Regions from separate parts of the Homo sapiens genome. Here region 2 is linked to region 1. Evidence: read pairs that join two places in POLR2A ChIA-PET (ENCODE). Cell type or tissue: HepG2. All regions are shown on one strand. Each heading gives the region's core, and the rest is flanking DNA. Links, peaks and the distances in the headings are about the cores only.

Evidence for each region. Peaks named below come from ENCODE experiments on the same cell type or tissue, not always from the same donor. Only the 100,000 strongest peaks of a DNase experiment are listed, where the experiment ranks them.
Region 2: POLR2A ChIA-PET joins it to region 1 with 5 read pairs; 2 of 35 experiments call an interaction of 5 or more read pairs at or near these places.

What each region holds. Positions count from the first base shown.
Region 1 is chr16:67,833,009-67,835,886 of GRCh38, reverse strand. CENPT (centromere protein T) reads left to right here. Exons shown (of 16, transcript NM_025082.4): 2 at 229-349; 3 at 587-715; 4 at 1,787-2,137. The coding sequence starts at 2,028. Among named protein-coding and RNA genes, the nearest start is that of THAP11, 7.9 kb to the left of the region's middle. RefSeq lists enhancers at 1,786-1,835, 2,316-2,365. In HepG2, for the core only: no CTCF peak of the experiment used is centred there; a DNase peak (open chromatin) is centred at 1,936; H3K4me3 peaks cover 1,473 bases.
Region 2 is chr16:67,487,351-67,490,261 of GRCh38, reverse strand. The region is part of intron 2 of ATP6V0D1-DT (ATP6V0D1 divergent transcript); the gene reads right to left. Among named protein-coding and RNA genes, the nearest start is that of AGRP, 5.3 kb to the right of the region's middle. RefSeq lists an enhancer at 1,463-1,542. In HepG2, for the core only: no CTCF peak of the experiment used is centred there; a DNase peak (open chromatin) is centred at 1,101.

The DNA.
Region 1 (2,878 bases), core at 379-2,878:
TGCTCAGGAGGCTGAGGCAGGAGAACATCTCAAAAAAAAAACAAAAACAAAAAAAAAACTGCATTTAGGTAGTAACCATGGAAATATGTCTGCAAAAGGATAGCAAATTGAGTCAGATAACACAGATATCAGATCTAAATGACAAGGAATATCGATAGCTTTTTCTCTACAGTTCTCTTATTTTGAGAAGCAAGAATCTAATTTTTTGCTTAATTTTTTTTTTCCGAGATGGAGTCTTGCTTAGTCGCCCAAGCTGGAGTAGTGTGGCTCGATCTCAGCTCTGCAACCTCTGCCTCCCAGGGTTCAAGCAATTCTCCTGCCTCAGTTTCCAGAGTAGCTGGAATTATAGGTGAGTGCCACTACACCCAGCTAATTTTTGTGTTTTTAGTAGAGACAGGTTTAACCATGTTGGCCAGACTGGTCTTGAACTCCTGACCTCAAGTGATCCGCCCGCCTCAGCCTCCCAAAGTGCTGGGATTACAGGCATGAGCCACCATGCCTGGACTTCTTGGCTCAGCTTTTTTAACACAAGCACAAATATGCCCATGCTTGTCTCAGGTATCTGATAATTTACACTTGATCTCAGTGCAGATTCTGGGAAAGTGAACTCCACGGAAGACTCAGAAACCAAGTTCTAATTCAGTTGCCATGAAAACTTAAGGTGAGAGGATTGTCAACCAGTGAAAAATACGGAGGAAAACACTAACAGAATATGGTAAGCATCTCTAGCATTAAAAATTTTTAATGGCCGGGCGCAGTGGCTCACACCTGTAATCCCAGCACTTTGGGAGGCCGAGGCAGGCGGATCACTTGAGGTCAGGAGTTTGACACCAGCCTGACCAACATGGAGAAACCCTGTCTCTACTTAAAATACAAAATTAGCCGGGTGTGGTGGTGCATGCCTGTAATCCCAGCTACTCGGGAGGCTGAGGCAGGAGAATCGCTTGAACCCAGGAGGTGGAGGTTGCGGTGAGCCGAGATTGTGCCATTGCACTCCAGCCTGGGCAACAAGAGCAAAACTCTGTCTCAAAAAAAACCCCAATTTTTATTTATTTATTTTGCTAGATGTGGTGGTAATGGGGAAAACATTAATAGAACTTTTGAGAGCCGGAATTCATCTCAAAATTGCTCGTGTTTGGAGATCATAATAACATCAGTGCTGGATCACAAACAGCCTATTAGCCTTGGAGCCTGCTTCCTGGTCTCTTCTGATAGAGATAGGCCCTATAGACAGATTTGCAAAGCAGATCTTTTAAAAATGCTTTTATTATTTTTTGATACAGGGTCTCTCTCTGTTGCCCAGGCTGGAGTGCGATCACGACTCACTTAAGTCTTGAACTCCTGGGCTCAAGCAATGCTCCTGCCTCAGCCTCCCCATTATCTGGGACTACAGGCGCGCACCACCATGACTGAATAATTTATTTTTATTTTTTGTAGAGACCAGGGGGCAGGGGTCTCACTGTGTTGCCCAGGCTGCTCTCGAACTCCTGAGCTCAAGCTATCCTCCCGCCTCGGTGTCCTAAAGTATTGGAATTACAGGCGTGAACCACCGCCTAGCCTGCAAATGCAAATCTAACCAGGTCATATGTAGGATAAAAATCTTTTTCCTGGCCCAAGTGTCTCTCCTCATCTTCGGAGAGGGAGATGGGAATGAGAGAGCCTTCTAATAATAGCAATTGCTAGTTACCAGTGCCCTGGCTTATCGTGTGTTAGACTCTGAGTTAAACATCAACTCCTTGAATCATTACAAGCTCCTTATCAGGTGGGTATCAACCTCAATTTACAGATGAAGAAGCCAAGACTTGGGCTGCTTGCATTACATTAACCGAGGTTTACCCGCAGCGAGGCTGCCTCCAAAGCATCCGGAGTTTGCAACCATCACTGTCCACCCCGCGAGCTGCGATAGTGCGAGAACTACAATTCCCGTGGGGCTGTGCGGGAGCATCGCGAGAGTTACATTAACTGTGGCGGCGGGAAGGCGGAGCCTGCAGCTGGCTGGGCGGTTAGGAGGGCCCGGGGCCGAGACGATGGCTGACCACAACCCTGACAGCGACTCCACGCCGCGCACGCTGCTGCGACGCGTGCTGGATACAGCGGACCCGCGCACCCCGCGGCGACCCCGGAGTGCTCGGGCTGGGTATGTGAGGGGGCTCCCCGAGTACTTGAGCAACTAGAGGGACCGGGGAGTGGGGTCTGGGTGGAACCCAGCGTCGACTCTGTTCGAAGAGGAAAACTGAGTCTCAGAGAGGAGCAGGGTCTGGGTGGAACCCAGCGTCGACTCTGTTCGAAGAGGAAAACTGAGTCTCAGAGAGGAGCAGGGCCTGGGACTCTGAGAACTGGTTCCATTGCTCTAGCCGGGCCCGGGCCAGCTGTTTGTGCCCCTGCCCCCAGGGCTCCAGGCAGCCAGCCCTCGGGACCACAGAGCCTGACTGATCCCGGGTCTCTGGGGGCTCGGCCACTGGAGATGGAGGATAGGGGTTCAGAATCTCACCTTCTGCTCTGTTCTCTAGGCAGCTTTCCCCAGACCAGCCAGGGTGTGCCTAGGCATTTGCCCTGAACTTCTGCGTCCCGAGGGTTCCCACTGTTCCTGCTCATTGTCTTACTGTCCTTGTAGCTCCCAGCTGGGAAATGGGAAAGGAGCTAGAGGACAGCCTGGGCAGAAGTTGGGAGGCAGCAACTGGAAGATGCTTTGCTAAGGAGCAGGGAATTTGGCCTGAGTCAGTGGGAGTGGCAGTGGGTGAGGGCTGTGGTGAGCTCATGGTGCAGAGGATGCATACGTTGACATCTGCCAGACTGGGACAGTGGAGTTTCTTTATAGGGAATGAGAAGCCATTCATTATAGGTTTTACACCCATGAGGTAGGAGCTGCGCCCTGGGA
Region 2 (2,911 bases), core at 105-2,604, 350 kb after region 1:
GAGACTGTGCCACTGCACTCCACCTGGGCGACAGAGCCAGACTTCATCTCAAAAAAAAAAAAAAGTATGAAAATAAAAGAGAGGCCAAAGGGCCATGTGCTTCAGGGAAGATGAGAAATGGCATAATTGTGTATGTATGTGTGTGTGTGTGTGTGTGTGTGTGTGTGTGTGTGTGTGTGTGTGTAATTGAAGAAATATTCTTACGTATTTATTATTCAAAGTCAATCTGTGCTGAAAAATACAACTCCAGGTGTCATTATTTCTGAGCATAGTGACCAGGGGGTCATTACAGGGTCAGACTCCCCAGTATGACTCTCAGCTCTACCGCTTGCAAGCTATTGACCTCAGACAAGACTGTGACAATATCCAGATGCCTCTGTAGTTTAAACTTCTCTGGACTGCTCAAATATAGCCCGACTGCTATCTTAGCAAGAAAACACCCTGTACACGTGGCTTTCAAGGCTGTACTAAAGAAAACATGAAATCCCATACCCCAAATTATTCTTTCTGGGATGAGAATGTGCCCAAAGTCAATACTAGCCCAAGCCAAAAGCCAAATCTGGCTCCCATGGATAGGTTTCTGGCCCTGACTTTGGCAGATGGTGCTGGCCCATGTAACCTACTCTACCCCAAAGGCCACAGCAGGGGGAAGGCTCTGGAGGTCAGAACTTCTGTGAGAGTCACAGGCTGACCTTGGGGATGCTCACAGCCTGGGAGAGCTCAGCTTAGGTCAAGTGAGGACCATCAGACCCTGTCCAGATCAGAGTAGCTCACTGAATTCTCCAGCCACAGCCTTCAGCAGTAGGTGCCAGCAGGATTTTCAAAACCAGGACCAGGGAATTTGGAGACAAAGGTGACTTTCTCCTATAGGATGCTGAGGGAGGAGAAAAGGAATAAAGCAGTTGGGCAGACAGCTATGGCTAGTCCTTGGTAAAATTCTTTTGAAAAATCAAAGCTACAGGCACAGATAGAGCAGCCTGGGGAAAAATCAAGCTGCAGCTGCACAGATAAGGGAGCAAGGCCCAGGATAGAGGCCTTTGTTCTTTGCATAATCAGCAGGCTCCCAGGAAAATGTTTCCTCCCCTTTTCAGGCATGCAAATGGTGAGCTCTGTGGGAACTTGCACAGGGAGGGGGATGGGGAGACTTACCTAAAACATACCTGCAACTACAGAGACAAGAGAAGCTACATATGCTTTCCTAAAGACATGCCCACAGCTGCACAGTTAACAGTAGTTACACAGATAGGGGAAGTTACACAAATAGCTACAGAGATGAGGGAAGTTTCTTTCTTTCTTTTTCTTTTTTTTTTTTGAGACGGAGTCTCGCTCTGTCACCCAGGCTGGAGTGCAGTGATGCAATCTCGGCTCACCGCAACCCTCCGCCTCCAGGGTTCAAGCAATTCTCCTGCCTCAGCCTCCTGAGTAGCTGGAATTACAGGCACGTGCCACCGTGCCTGGCTAATTTTTGTATTTTTAGTAGAGATGGAGTTTCACCATGTTGGTCAGGCTGGTCTCGAACTCCTGACCTGACCTTGTGATCCACCCGCCTCGGCCTCCCAAAGTGCTGGGATTACAGGCGGGAGCCACAGCGTCCAGCCAGACACTCCATTATTTTTTGAGCCACTAATAAAGGAAAAGAAAAAATGTTTTCATTGAGACATAATATCCAATAAAAAATACAATATATATATATATTTTGAGATGGAGTCTTACTCTGTCACCCAGGCTGGAGTGCAGTGGCACAATCTTGGCTGACTGCAACCTCCGCCTCCTGGGTTCAAGTGATTCTCCTGCCTGAACCTCCTGAGTAGCTGGGACTACAGGCACACACCACCACATCTGGCTAATTTTTTATTTTTAGTGGAGACGAGGTTTTGCCATATTGGCCAGGCTGGTCTCGAACTCCTGATCTCAGGTGATCTGCCCACTTTGGCCTCCCAAAGTGCTGGGATTACAGGTGTGAGCCACTGCACTTGGCAAAATACACAAGTCTTAAATGTGCAGCTTGATGAAATTTTACATACTTATATACCTGCGTGACCACCACTGAGATCAAGATACAAAACCTTTCCAACACCTCACATGTTTTCCTCATTTCCCCCCTCAGTCAATAATTTCCCACCCTCCCAGAGTTAACCGCTGTTGTGTTTTATCACCATTTATTATAATTTTGCTTGGGTCTGAATGTCATAGGGCTGGATTCATTCCATCCTCACTCTTCTGCAGCATGCTTCTTTCATTCAACCTTATGTCTGTGCAATTCATTCATGTTGCAGTGTGTAGCAGTAGTTTATTCTCTTGTCATTGCTGTATAGTTGTCAATTATATAAACATACTTTTGTTTGTTTGTTTGAGATAGGGTCTCACTCTGTCACCCATGCTGGAGTGCAGTGGTGCAATCTTGGTTCACTGCAACCTCTGCCTCCTGGATTCAAGTGATCCTCCCACCTCAGCCTCTCGAGAAGCTGGGACTACAGGCTTGCGCCACCATGTCTAGCTAATTTTTGTAATTTTTGAAGAGACAGGGTTTTGTCATGTTGCTCAGGCTGGTCTGGAACTCCTGAGCTCAAGTGATCCACTCGTCTCGGCCTTCCAAAGTGCCAGGATTACAGGTGTGAGCCACTGTGCCTGGCCCAATTATATCACTATAATGTTATTATCCATTTTGCTGTTGATGGATATTTGGATTGTTTCCAGTTTTCTTTCTTTTTTAAAATTTTTTATTTTTTTAAGACAAGGTCTCATGTGCATAAGCTGGAATGCAGTAGTGTGATCATGGCTCACTACAGCTTTAACCTCCTGGGATCAAGCGATCCTCCCCACCTCAGCCTCTGGAGTCACTGGGACCACTGATGTGCACCACTGTGTCTGGCTATTTTTAAATTTTTTTGTAGAGATTGGGTCTCTGTAT